4 separate regions of the Homo sapiens genome follow, and all the other regions are linked to region 1. Evidence: chromatin contacts called from ENCODE Hi-C or POLR2A ChIA-PET data. All regions are on one chromosome and are shown on one strand. Each heading gives the region's core, a stretch centred on a gene start or an enhancer-like site at or near the end of the contact. The rest is flanking DNA. Distances are from core to core; before and after follow the strand shown.

Region 1 (3,410 bases), core at 409-2,908:
GAGTAAGGTGAGCCAAGGTACTGGTTATGTTTCCCTTTGGCTACCAGAAGGCTCAAAGAGAAACTGACAGCCCAACATCAATATCTGTTACACCCTGAGTCCTGCACACCTCTACATTCTAATTTGGCCTTGATCTGTTGTCTCTTATTTTGCCTGATCCAATCCTTATTTACAAATACTTTCCTATTTTATGGCAGGGATTTCCACATATTTCGTCACATCCACAGTAAAATAGAGGAATGAAGAAACAGACAACATACTTACCTGGGGTTTGGCCATTTCCTGCTCTTCTTGGGAAAAAGCAGAGATGTGTGACGGCCGAGCTGGAACAAGTGGAGAAGAGTACAGCAGATGAGGAGACCCCATCAGACTTTCAGTGCCCAGAATTAGCTGCCTAGCAATCCCCTCACATCAGCTGGCCATCAGACTGCTCTCTGGAAGAGTCTGGGCAACCATGTGATTTTAACAATCTGTGTATTATTCACTCTTCATGTGAACATTGAACACAAAAGGTTTTATATACACATATATTAAATTGTGTACTGACCCATAAAGTGTATTTGTAGGTATTTTCCTTAAGGAAATAATTTATCATAATGTATCATAATTTCTCTGCACGTACCCACGTCTCAGCATTGATTTCAATAATGCCAAACTTAAACGATCCTCTATGACCCATAAGGGATTAATAATAACAAAATATAAAAGATAAAATGCTACAAAGCTGTTAAAAGCGTTATATGGAACTGTACAGTATCTATGCACTTTGTGGTATATGTATCTCAACTAAACGTTTTTAAAAGGTGTACAAAAAAATCCTAAGGTGAATTACAAAGTAGGTTTTAAAACTGCGGGAATCCATTTTAAAGTTATATGTTAAATGTTTAAAAGGCATACCCCTATACACACCAAAAATGTCTAAAAACGGACATTTAAATGTGTGGGGGAAGAATTAGTTCCTGTTGATTTTCTTTTTCTCTATTTCAGAATTAATCTATATATTCAAATGTTATTTATTAAATGCCAAAAAAAACTACACTCTAAAACTATTATCCCAATTACATTTTACCCCCATCTCCCTCAGACCCCGCACCTACCCCTCCTCCCACGCCCCCAACTTGGGCGAGGCCCGGGGTCAGGTGAGACCTCGCAGGTGCCTCTCCTTCCTTCTGCTCACCTCACCGGGGCCGCCTTGCCCAGAAGCCGGAAAGAGGCCTTCGGGTGCGGGGGTGCAGGTTCACTTCGGCCGGAGCATTCACACCAGGCCCCCACCTCGGGGCTTGGGCAAGGGGAGAGGGCAGAGGGAGAAGCGGGGCGCGTCTAAAGAGGGGTCTGAGGGATGCGCATGAACCTTTAGGGGCAGGTCACTGTGCTGGAAAACGTGTAAAAGTCAAAGTTTAATAAGCCCCATTTAATCCTGCTTAGCCCCCATAACTTTGTTCACCAGTGAGCCCCTAGAACCTCGTCCACTGACCTCTCGGTCCCCCATCACTCAACCCCCAACTCCCACTTCACTCATCCCACAGAACTCCCCATCACTCAGCCCACGACCCCTAGCACTTGCCCCCTCAACCTCACTCTCTCTCGATAACAGATTTTCTGCTCGCTGCTCAGGAGACCGTTACAAAGCCTGGCCCCAACAAGCACTTCCGCTTCGGGACCGACTCTTTGGCACCGCAGCCTAAAGGGCTGCAGGGGTCGGTTCTGCGCACGCTCAGTGGCGCCTTTGAGACCCCGTCCGCCAATAGTCAACATGGGGCCGCAGCGCAGGCGCAGAGGGAAGGTAGCCTTGCCGGTGACGTCACTGCTCCAGGCCAGATGGCCGTGCCCACCGTGTCCTTTTGCTGCTGGGGCTGCGTCGCAAAGCGGTTGTTTACTTAGTTATGCAGAGGCAGGCACTCCTAAGACTTCAGACACCAATTTTCTTACGGCAGGGCGGGGAGGGGAAGTGCCCAACTAAGGAAAAGATTCTAGCAGGCGGCAATTTCGCACTTTGAACTTGGAGGGCAGCAACAGGGTTGCAGGTGTAAAATAACGGGAAGGCGGGATGCGTGGCTAAATTGCTCTGCGTGCACAAAGAGTAGGAGGTAGGGAAAAGCCACTGGCTTCATCCAGTGGCCAGGACTGGGAGTTTACGTTGTAGCGTTTGAAGGACGGTGGGTCGGTATGCAGACAAACAAGCTGAAAAATAAACGGCGATGTGGGACACACACACCGGGGGTGAAGGGGTATATTAAGTGGTGGCTAACAGGTTGCTTTTTCTGGATGAGTAGACAGTGTCAGTGTGTTGGGAGTGTAGGGGGTGTAGGCTGGGGCCAGGTGCTGTAGGGCCTCCTTGGCCAGGGAGCTCATATTTCATTCTGGACATATGGGAAACCATAAGAAGGATCCGATCTGTAAAGACCAGTCTGAAGCAATCTAGCATTATATAGTAACGTTAAAAATACACATATATTGGGCTGGGTACGGTGGCGTGCGCCTGTAATCTCAGCACTTTGGGACGCCAAGGTAGGCGGATCACCTGAGGTCAGGAGTTCAAGACCAGCCTGGCCAACATGGTGAAACCCCGTCTCTACTAAAAACACCAAAAATTAGCCGGGCTTGGTAGCACGCCTGTGATCCCAGCTACTCTGGAGGCTGAGGCAGGAGAATCGCTTGAACCCGGGAGGCAGAGGTTGCAGTGAGCCAAGATCACACCACTGCACTCCAGCCTGGGCAACACAGTGAGACTCCATCTCAAAAACAAAAAACAAACAAACAACAACAACAACAAAAGGAATGGAGCTTCCCAGTAGACAAGACAAAGAAAGAAAGAAAGTAAAAAAGGAACTCACATCTGTTGCTCCCTGACACATCAGCACCTCCTGGGTATACAATTTATCCACTCTCTCAATGCATTAGGAGGTAGAAAATAGAAAGGGCTGGTCCTTTAGGGCCCATCAAGTGTCGCCCCTTCTAGCACCTAAACGTCATCTCCAACCACCTTGTACACACACACCTACACAAAGGAGGAAATCTTTTAGGGTTGGTGGGAGTTGGGGGGCAGAGGAGCCAGTGATACAGCCCCTCAGAAACTATCTGAGGGCCCACAGTGTGCATGCACAAGCTATGTGAGGCTAACTTTGCTGCTGCAGAGCGAGGACTCCCACTCTCTGTCCTGGGTATCCTCTACCGTCATTCCCTACAGGTGTGACCTCCTCATACAGTAACCTAAGCAGCAGGTGGCTAGGTGAAGGAGAGTGAGAAGCTGACAGGTGGCTGGTCCCACCACAGAGTCTGCATGATATGACATTCCCACCCAAAGACAATGAGAGAAGCCCCCACGTGGCTGGCGAGTCATCATTACAATTGCTCTTATGATACATTTTATCAAGACCACAAAAGCCTTGCCAATTGTGAGCGGTCATTTT
Region 2 (3,410 bases), core at 380-2,879, 1.0 Mb after region 1:
GAGCTGAGATCGTGCCACTGCACACTATAGCCTGGGTGACAGAGAAAGACTCTGTCTCAAAAAAAAAGAAAAAGAAAAAGAATTAAGCATCCTCCTCCCTACCAGCCCTATAGGACCCTGAGGCTGGTTCTACCCAGCAAGGCCGGTTCCTTCCCATTAAGGAACTTACTGTTCCTTCCCCTACCAGGACTTTTCCCTCCCTCCCACGCCACCAGCCTCCACTCACTGTTCTCTGGTAGTCTGCTCAAGGTCAGAGGGCTTGGCCTTCACAGAATCTTTCCTACTCCTGTCCTCTCCAGGACCCAGTGATCTGTCTCTCCAAGTACTGGTCCAAGTGGAATATCCTTTGTACCCCCCGAGACTTGCCCCCCAACAAAGCCCAGTAGTTCTCCCTCATTCATGGCCCAGTGGGATCAATGTTCCTCATTCAAGGGTATTCCCACTCCCCTCAAGATCTCCCCAGTCATGATCCATTGGGAATGGCCCTACACCCTTCAGGGTAGGCCTCTACAAGGCCTTGGGTAGGCCAGTTGGATGACTCTTACTCACTTAGAATCCCTTTCAGATGACAGTGGTCTTCCCCATTCATGGGTTAATCAACTCGCCCTTCCATTCTCAGTGTCCCTCACACAGGGACAGCTGGTTTCCCTCATTCAAGGACCAATTGGATTACCTGTCCTCCCTCAGAGTTCCTCCCCTCCCCATGCAGGACCCTGTTCAGACCCCCCCCCCAGTGAGGAACCCTCTCAACAAGGGCCCATTCATAGTGCAATGCTATGGCCTTTCATTGCATCTCAGAGTCCCCCCAAAAGAATCAAGTGGGGGTACCTCCCCAAAGCCCAGTGATCTTCCCTCCTTGTAGTCCAAGGTATCAATCTTTTACCCCTCTGGTCCTCCCCCCAGTTAATGGGATTAATGGTATTACCCATTCATGGCCTTCTTCACCCCAGGCCTAATGGGATCACCCTTAATCATCCAATGGTGCCGCCCCCTCTTAGGATGCACTACCAACCACCAATGGCACAGGATCTCCACCTCCCAGGAACAATGACAACATCTGGGGTCTTTCCCCAATCCCCGGGCACAGTGGTATCTCCCCCAAAACTTACCACCTCCCACCCGCTAATGGTTCTGCCCTCTCAAGGGCTCCCACCACCATGACGCAAACGACCCAACACCCGCTTCCTTCCTCTCCAGACAAAATGGTTTCGCCTTCTCAGGATCTCCTTCCCTCAAAGCCCATTATCATCACCCGCCGACGGTGTCCCCTGCACGGGCCCAAAAGTCTCGTCCCCTCCAGGTCTGAGTAAGGTACCGCCTACTTAATGGCGCTCTCCCAGCCCACAATGCTAACAGAGTCCAACCTTCAAAGCCGCAGAGTATCTCGGAATCCAATAGTCTCACCACTCCGAGCCTCAGTTTCCCTTCTCCAGACCCACCCCATAAACTCAGGGTCCATCCCAACCAACCCCTTCTCAGAGCTGATAGCACGACCTCTCGCTACCCCGCCCCCGGTCGCCTAGCCGGGTGGTCTTTCCCACCGCGAGCGGCACCTGCATCCGCTGAAACTCCTCCTCAGACAGAGCTTGCGCCATGTTCCTCCCCCCACCCCCCCGCCAGCTTTCTGCGCAGACGCAGCTCGCGCCTCCTGGCAGTATTAAGGTCGGACCAAACCACTGGCCAGGAATGGAGGGGGTAGAACCTAATTCCGAAGGGCAGCATTTTGGAGACGCAGAGAAGAGAACGAAACCGACGAGTCAGGTGAACTGTAATACAACGTTCTACCCGAATGTAAGTCATCTGATTGGCTTTTGGACTCTTCTAGGCCACCCATTGTGATACGACATTATTACATCCCCGTTTCATGGGTGGACTCGTCGCTAGGGAAGTCTTTGCCGACAGAAAATCACCCTTCCGCGGTATTCCTTTAATGAGAATGGGTAACTTAATAACCATAGAAATGAAAGCGGAAGCTTCGCTCTGGTCTTGTTCCCGCCCCTCCTCCGGGAGACCCCAAAGGGGAATCCCACCTCTTGTAAAGCCTTTGGCCTTTTTTTTTTTTTTTTTTTTTAAGGTTTGACACTTATTTTGTTATCATGATACTGCATGTCACGTTAGGTAAAGGACTTAGCCACCAATAAAAATAGCAGAGTGGAAAGAGTGACAGTGAATCAAACGAAAAAGCTACATTAAAACAAAACAAAAACAAAAAACAAACCAGGGTGGTGAAACACCAGGCTCATTCAAGTATTAGAATTCACTATAACCCTCACCGATCTGAGAGTAAGAAATGGTATCTCAGTGTAGTTTTTTTCTTATTTTCTTTTTTCTTTCTGTTTTTGTTGTTGTTGTTGTTGTTGTTTTTCTTTTTTGAGACGGAGTTTCACTTTTGTTGCCCAGGCTGGAGTGCAGTGGCACGATATCCGATCACAGCAACCTCCGCTTGGCGAGTTCAAGCGATTCTCCTGCCTCAGCCTCCCGAGTAGCTGGGATTACAGGCGCCCGCCACCTCGTCCGGGTAATTTTTTTTTTTTTTTTTAGTAGAGACGGGGTTTCTCCATATTGGTCAGGCCGGTCTCGAACTCCCGACCTCAGGTAGTCCGCCCGCCTCGGCCTCCCAGAGTGCTGGGATTAAGGCGTGAGCCACCGCGCCCAGCCTTCTTATTTTCGTAGAATTTAATGATTTCCCTGCTGTGGAAAAATATTTCCAGCAGGGCCGGGCGCGGTGGCTCACGCCTGTAATCCCAGCACTTTGGGAGGCCAAGGAGGGCTGTTCACTTGCGGTCAGGAGTTCGAGACTAACCTGGCCAACATGGTGAAACCCCATCTCTACTAAAAACACAAAAATTGGCCGGGTGTGGTGGTGGGCGCCTGTAATCCCAGCTACTCGGAAGGCTGAGGCACGAGAATCGCTTGAACCCGCCAGGCAGAGGTTGCGGTGAGCCGAGATCGCACCACTACACTCCAGCCTGGGGGATAGAGCGAGACTCTGTCTCCAAGAAAAGAAAGAAAAAGAAAAGTATTGCCAGCCAGGACTCTTTGATTTCTTTCTTGATTTAATTGACTTTATTGAAAGATAACGCTATTGATCTGTCTATATACATAAATGCACCCATTTTAAGGGTACAATTTAGTGAGCTTTGTCTAATGTATACAACCTTGTAACCACCATCACAAGCAAGATAGGGAACATTGATTTCTTTGTATCCTATCCCAAACCCCACCCCCTATCCCAGGTAACCAATGATTGGCTTCCTGTTACTGGATTACATTTCTCTTGCAGAGTTTCATGCAAATAGAATGAGACAGGATGTATCCTTTTCTGTCTGGCTTCTTTCACTCATCATAATCCTTTTGAGATTCATCCAAGTTGTTTCGTGTATAAGTATCTTTTTTTCTTTTTATTGACT
Region 3 (3,410 bases), core at 465-2,964, 790 kb before region 1:
CACCCAGAATAGATTATAAACACAGTAAGCAAATTGTACCTTAGAAGTTGATCAGTGCTCTTCAAAAGGCGAGGAATAGAGCCCGATCTGGGGATCTGGAATGATGGCAGTGCAGGTAGGAATTTTTAAATCGGAAAGGCTTCATGGAGATGACTTTGAAGCAAGCACCTGGAAGAAGTGAGAGAATGAGGCACGTGGATGTGGGCCAGCAGCATTCCAGGCAAAGGGAACCACAGCAAATGCAAAACCCCTGAGGCTGGATTGTGCCCGTTTCACTCAAACAGCTAGAAAGAGCGCTAGTATGGTGGCAGTGAGTCAGGGGAAGAAGAGGAAGAGATGAGGTCAGAGAAGTGATGAGCCTGTTCTATGCCAAGGCGAGGACTTTTATCTTTGTCAAATATTTCCACTCCCATCATGGCCCGGGAAATCTCACTAATGTAAACCTTACTGAAAATCCTAACTGCTGTGATCAAGGCTGCCATAAAGGGAAGCCCGGAAGAGGCGGGGAGGCTGCCTTGGAACAGGGTAGTGTAAGGATGTGCCAGAAGGCCTGCTGGAGGTTGCAGCCCTTTGAGCTGGACTTGGGGATAGTGTGGTTTTCCAGGCAGAAGGAAGTGAAGGATTAGGTCGGCCTGGTAGTACTTGGCACACAACATGCGCCCAATAAATAAAATGGAAATAAAACCGCGGAGTGTTCTACTTGTGTTGACTGACATCAAAACAAAACAAAAAACCCTCAGAGTGAGGGGAGGCACGGGAGGGGCTGTGCCGGGCAAGAGAGGTGGCAGGAAAATCCAACGCACGGCGCCTATGCAAATACTCGTGTGAGGCAGAAAAGAGGCTCCGCCCCGCTCGAAGTTCCAAGCATGCGCAGTAGCGGCTCCTGCGCCTCTAAGGATCCGCCTCTTTCCTTCTTTCTCAGCCTGGGTTCCACCCCGGGAGGCCCGCTGTATGAGATGGAGGGCGGGCTAAAGGCGGGACGAGACTCGATTGAGCGCAATTATGACCAATCACCTTGCGGAATATTCGGCCTATAGCGAAGGAGGAGCTCAGAACAAAAAGGAGACCCCACCCCCGCCGACGGTGAAAACCTATGAAACCTGGGCGGAGGCGTGCGGAGTCGGGTAGAGAGCGAAATCACGCCTCTTCAGTCAGCCACGCCCTTTATTCTTGCTCGGCCTCGCCACAGAGAGCAAATCAGATTGGCTGGGCGACAACCTCAAAGGGCGGGGCTGCACACGTTCACTACGGGAATGAGGTAGCGGTGGAGGGGGCAGTTGGGCGGGGATAGGCCGTCCTAGCTAAGGTGGTAAAGGCCAATAACTCTTCAGGCTGCCTCTCCTCGAAAAGTCATCTTCTCGCGAACCTTTAAAATGCCTTCCTCCCCAAGCACCTCAAGGGACTAGAACTGAGTGCTTCATTTGTCTTTTTTCCTCCTTGCAAAAGTCCCGTTTGCCACCATGGGGATGTACCAAGTGAGACCGAGTAGGGGGAACGAGTGGTGATTGACGCGCCAGGTTACTGGCCACTGCTCACCTAGGCGCTAGCAAACTTCTGCCAAGATCGGAACTGAGTACTAAACAGCCTCCACAGTTCTCCCTGGTGCCGTCTCCGGCTTGGCGCCGCATCCTCCTCTGGGCTCGCGATGGCCGCGTCCCCTCCCGCTGCGGACGGGTCCTTTGGTACATGCAGTCCGAGGTGAGTCCCCTCCTTTCCACTTCACCCTTCCGAGCGCCTGCGTGCGCATGCGCGGAGCGCGGCGCGCGCGGCGGTTGGGCCGTTGGCTGTTCGGCCCTGGGATCCGCCGCCACTCCGCGATCAGACCGCTCTGTGCCGCGAGCCGCCGTGAGCACTCGGATTCAAGCCGGCGCCAACGAGTCCGGGGGCATCGCCCGCAGCGGCCAAGCTCATGGCCGGCTGAGCGGGACGCCGCCTCCGCCTCAGCCACCGCCGCCGCCGCCGCCTCCTCCTCCTCAGCCGGCGGCGGCCCGGGCCCAGCAACCATGGCTGAAGACTACTGGGACGGGCGCCTGCGGCGAACAGGAGGAGAAGGAGGTCGCGCGGCCTCATCCCGGGCCGCCGCCCCAGGCGCCGCCGCGCCGGCCCCGCGGCTCTGAGGTTGCTCGCGCGCCCCCGCCGGTGAGCGCGTCCCCGAGGCGTGGAGGCTGCCCCTCCTCCTTCAGAACCCACCTCGGGCGGTGCCCAGGGGTCTGGGCTGCGGGGCTGGCAGGTGCCCCCACCCCCGGCGAATTTCCCAGAATGCACCGGGGCGGGGGGTCATTTGGGGCCTCCCTGACCTTGGCCCCGCCCTGGGCCTGTCCTGGGAGCTGGGGTTGGGTAGTGCTGTGGGTGCTAATGGGGACCTGGGGGAGTCAAAGGACCAAAGGGTGTGGAAATGGGTGACAATGGGGTGAAAGACTTGGGGGGGTTGCTGATGGGGGTCGGAGCATGTGGCAGTAAGCCTCACGCCAATAAGTCGTGTAAGGTTCAAGGCCCCGTGTGTGCTTGTGGAAGGAGGGCGGGGTGCGGAGCGGGTGAGGGACCCGAGGGTGTATAACGGGGGGTAGGGTGTCGAGGAAGTTCTAAGACATGCTCATAGGGATTATGTCCGCAGAGAGGCCCGGTGTGTGTTCATGGGGGACAGGGTGGCACAGGTACCAGAACGTGTGTTGGTGGGGTCAGGGCTCTGAGGCCTGGTGCGTGGCGATGAGGCCCTGGATGGTGTTAATACTGCGTGTCTGTCCGTGGGGCCTGCAGTGTGTGAGAATGCAGTGTGTGCTTGTGGAGGGCAGGTAGCTGAAGGACTCGAGTGTGGTGTGTGCGCCAGTGGGGGTCATGGCTGTAGAGGGTGTATGCCTGTGGCCTCGAAGGTCTAGGTAGTTTGGGACCCAGTATATGCTAATGAGGGCAGAGTGGAGGAAGGACCTGAGGGTATCTAACGGAGGAAGGACTGTGGAATACCTGAGCCTGGCCTAAAGGAGATGAGAATTGCGTGTCTGTCTGGGCCCAGGAAGGAGTGGTGGGGAAGTGTCTTAGCACTGTCAGAGGCTTAGTGGACGAAGGGTAAAGGTGATGTGAGGTGTGAGTGTGTCCATGGACACAGGGAATGTGAGTCTCGAGGGCACACTAGGAAGGAGCAGGGTAATAGAAGTACTGGTGGTTGCTAATGTGGGTTTAGAGACATAGAGGCACTTCAATGTGTGCCATTTCGAGAGTCAGCTGTGTGAAGTCTGGAATATGCTAATAAGCATCAGAACCTTGTGAAGATTGTGCCCTTGTGTCCGCGGAGGACCAGAGTATGTTGAGGTTCCAGGGGGTGCTACTCGGGGGTAGGGCTGCGGAGGGGATCTAGTGTGTAATAAGGGGGATCAGGGCTTTCATGAAGGGATCTAAGTGTGAACCAACAAGGA
Region 4 (3,410 bases), core at 557-3,056, 520 kb before region 1:
AACAGAGAGAGATTCTTGTATCTTTAAAACAAAAATCAGCCTGGGCAACATAGTGAGACCCCGTGTCTACACAAAATAAAAAATTAGTGGGTGTGGCAGCACATGCCTATAGTTCCAGCTACTTGGGAGGCTAAGTTGGGAGGATCGACTGAGCACAGGAGGTTGAGGCTGCAGTGAGCCATGATCGTGCCACTGCACTCCATCTCTGGGCGACAGAGTGAGACCCTGTCTCAAAACAAAATAAAACCGAACAGCAGCAACCACAACAAAACATGTGACACGGAGCTAAAGTGTTCTTAGAGAAAAATTTATAAACTGAATGTTTATATTATAAAATAAAATGACTGGATAGTAAGATAAGCATTAAATTCAGGACTTTAAAAATGAGAACAAAATTAAAAAACAGAAAAGAAATAACGAAGTTAAGGGCAGATATTAATGACAGAGAAACAAAGATACAGGAGGACCAACAAAGTCAAAAGTAGGTTTTGAAATAACCTCATCTCAGACCTAAAGACCACCTATCACTGACCCCAGGAAGCTGCATATCTGATTCCACAGCCCCCCATCACTAGTCCCAAAGAAACGCATCACTCACCCAGCAGGAACCTTGGTCAATCACCCAATAAACCCCATCCCACACCTCACAGACCTCCAGTAGTCACCCCGCACAGCCCTTTCTTACCCCCACGGACTTCTCATCACTCATCTCACATATACCTTATCACTCACCCTAGAGACCCTGTATCACTCACCCCACAGACCCCCTTATTATTCACTCCGGTGTCCCCAACACTCATCCCACAGGCTACCCATCAACTTTCTCTAGTGACCCATCACTCACCCACAAACCCCAATCACTCATTCTGCACCTCCCTATAAATGACCCCAGAGAAGCCTCCTTACTCATCCTACTGAGCATCTTCGAGTACAAAATCCATGTCATAACATCCCCATAATTATCTTAATGCTTGATCCATGTCATAACATCTCCATATTTATCTCAATGCTTAAGTGGCCCTAAGTCCGTCTGTTAAACTCACTCCCAGAGCCTTAAGTCCTGAAAACTGCTTCGAGGAACCCCGGCGCTTCTGGACTTGATCTGCACATGCTTAGTGTCAGCTCCGAAGCGGCCGCTCGCCCACAATTACACCTGGTGGGTGCCCTTACACCGCGCCGGTGCGTGCGTGCGCGTGCGCGTGTGCGTCGAAGGAGAGGCGGGCTTTCCAATTTCCTTCAGTGACTCTCAGGCAAGGAACATGGCTGTCTCCTTGGGAGTGTCTCTACGGGAGCCGCCATCTTGGAAGGGCGGTCATTTCTGCCGCGGAGCCCGCGGTCCCCTACTCGATATACCCCTGTGGGATTTTCCAGTGGCCGAGGCACTGGGCCATGGAATGTACCACCAGGCTTCTCCCCTCCGCCGCAGCCTCTAGGAGTTAGTCACCTCCGAGGCCCCGGCGGGCGAGGCGCTTTGCCTCTTCCGCCCTCAGGGTGCCCTCGGCCTCAGGCCGTCCCTACCGGGGAGCCTCCGCCTCTTTAAATATCGCCCAGCCCCCACCCCCAGGAGCAGGTCGCGAGACGCACCCGCCCCCGCCCCTGCCGCCGCACTGCTCTGTGGGACGCGGCGACCCCTCTCCCGCGGCGGCCGGGACCCCGCGCCCACCGCGTCTGGAGCCCACCTGGCGGCCCCACTGGCTACATTTCCGACCTGGACCCCGGCCGGCTGCGGGAAACACTCGGCGTCTCGGCTGTCACCGAACCTGTGCAGTTGCCGCGGGGGGAGTCGTGCGTGTCAGATTTAGGCCAGGAAGCGGAAGTCGCCAGCAGCGAGAGTTTAACCTCTGTGGGCGCAGAGGGTTGCGGGGATTCAGCGCCCGGGACCGTGGATCTGTGCAGGGAGTCATAGGTGTGTGTGACATCAGTGGTGGAACATTTTGGCTCGTTTTCACAATTCAGTCATTATCCTTTCTGCTTTCCTCCTGGAAGCATTAAGGTTGAAGTTTTCTTCTAAAGATCAAAGTTTTGATTTGTTATATTAGTTCGGATTTGTTTGATTTTTGTTTGTGTTCGGTTTCAAGTGCTGATTTGTAACTTTTCTCCCCCCCCCACACACGCCTTTTGACCCCTGAATTATTTAAAAGTCCATTGTTGGAGTGGCAAACATCCTCCGAGACTCAAAGGGCAAGGCCATGGGCGCTTTATTCCGGCTGCTGCTCCAGGAACGTGGGAAAGCAGCGGAGTTTTATTCTAGGGGAAGGAAACAAAGGCGGCCGAGTGCCAGCTGCACGTTTGGTGGGATTTGGTCATCAGGGGTGGACATGCTGCCCAATGGAGCTGTCGGCAGTTTGACCCAGCTTGGTCCGTCGCGTCCTGTTCTAGGAATCGATTATTCAAAGAAGGAATTTAGAGGGACTGCAGAAAATGTTACAGGTCTTAACACCATTTTGCATTTCCGCAAACGAACAAGAAGTTAATCCCTGTGTTAGTGATTTCTAAGCCCATTTGCCTTGTGGCCCAAGAACGTTGAGTTTGAAATTTGATGAAACTTGCCTTAAGGCTCAAGTACGAGGCCAGCTTTCAAAAATGGTTTTGTGCCTTGATTGAAAACACTGTATCTTCTAGTTGTTGGATTTATCGTACTCTGCGGCTCTATTGGTTCAAGCTTGTGCGTTGGGCCTTTTAAAATGTGTGTTTCCTGATAATTCCCTTCAGCTTGTCAACTGGGGGTGATGTGGCAGGGAGAAAGAGAGAGAGGAGAGAGAGAGACTGTACTGGCAGGTTTTCCTTGTGCTATTCAATTTTTGCTTCCTATGTTTTGAAGTTTTATTATTAACTGCAGGTTTCATTACTGAATAGATATAGCCAAATTCCTTCCCCCAAAAGATTATAAAGTTTCCTAGTCCTACCAGCAAAATCATTAAGTTCATTAAGGCAAATCCCCTCCAGCGCTGGATGTTGATGCTGTCTTTAATTTTGTATTTTTCTGACTACTTTGTGCAATTGAGGATTGTTTTGGTCTATTGGCCATTTGGCTTTTCTCTTTTGCAAATGTTCATATCCTTTGTCCAGTTTTCTTTAGGGTGATTTTTCCTTTTCGTATCAATTTGTAAACAGTGTACAAATTACATTGTACATTAGGGATATTAACAGTCTGTCAGTTACACTGTACATTAGGGATATTACATTAGAGATATTAACATCTTTGTCCATTAAGGATATTAACCATCTGTCAGTTACATTGCAGTATTTTTCCCTAAACTCTTTTTGTCTTTTGCATTTTATGTTTTTTTAAATGTGCAATTAGAAAAATTTTATATGGGCTGGGCACAGTAATCCCAGCACCCATCTCTACTAAAAATAAAAAAAAAAATAGCCAGGCGTGGTATCTCAACTAAAAAAAAAAAAAAAAA

What was found. Hi-C counts contacts between places; a loop is a spot of excess contacts on that map. ChIA-PET counts read pairs that join two places held with the same protein, here RNA polymerase II (POLR2A). Pooled maps may share reads with other maps.
Region 2: a loop to region 1 is called in a pooled map, with 6 times the contacts of the local background. The contact joins the promoter of GRIPAP1 here to the promoter of ZNF182 in region 1. A Hi-C loop is called at or near these places in 4 of 50 pooled maps.
Region 3: a map with no recorded cell type shows a loop between it and region 1 (4-fold over the local background). The contact joins the promoter of CDK16 here to the promoter of ZNF182 in region 1. A Hi-C loop is called at or near these places in 1 of 37 single-sample maps with no recorded cell type and 2 of 50 pooled maps. POLR2A ChIA-PET finds 5 or more read pairs at or near these places in 1 of 52 experiments (MCF 10A).
Region 4: a pooled map shows a loop between it and region 1 (6-fold over the local background). The contact joins the promoter of ZNF41 here to the promoter of ZNF182 in region 1. A Hi-C loop is called at or near these places in 3 of 37 single-sample maps with no recorded cell type and 11 of 50 pooled maps.

What each region holds. Positions count from the first base shown.
Region 1 is chrX:48,002,331-48,005,740 of GRCh38, forward strand. ZNF182 (zinc finger protein 182) reads right to left here and starts at 1,659. Exons shown (of 6, transcript NM_001007088.2): 1 at 1,579-1,659; 2 at 1,178-1,372; 3 at 265-323. The coding sequence starts at 279. It also overlaps a transcript of SPACA5 not described here. RefSeq lists an enhancer at 1,275-1,584.
Region 2 is chrX:49,000,635-49,004,044 of GRCh38, forward strand. GRIPAP1 (GRIP1 associated protein 1) reads right to left here and starts at 1,630. Exons shown (of 26, transcript NM_020137.5): 1 at 1,554-1,630. The coding sequence starts at 1,595. RefSeq lists an enhancer at 1,639-1,748 and a cis regulatory region at 3,021-3,410.
Region 3 is chrX:47,216,967-47,220,376 of GRCh38, forward strand. It overlaps CDK16 (cyclin dependent kinase 16), which reads left to right and starts at 1,715. Exons shown (of 16, transcript NM_006201.5): 1 at 1,715-2,139. LOC105373194 (a long non-coding RNA gene) reads right to left here and starts at 1,684. Exons shown (of 3, transcript XR_949047.4): 1 at 1,537-1,684; 2 at 40-168. RefSeq lists silencers at 1,049-1,158, 1,859-2,018, 2,039-2,148, 2,159-2,228 and enhancers at 1,349-1,468, 1,589-1,658, 1,802-2,441.
Region 4 is chrX:47,481,416-47,484,825 of GRCh38, forward strand. ZNF41 (zinc finger protein 41) reads right to left here and starts at 1,807. Exons shown (of 5, transcript NM_001324144.2): 1 at 1,680-1,807. LINC01560 (long intergenic non-protein coding RNA 1560) reads left to right here and starts at 1,301. Exons shown (of 1, transcript NR_126059.1): 1 at 1,301-3,410. RefSeq lists an enhancer at 1,242-1,541 and a silencer at 1,532-1,821.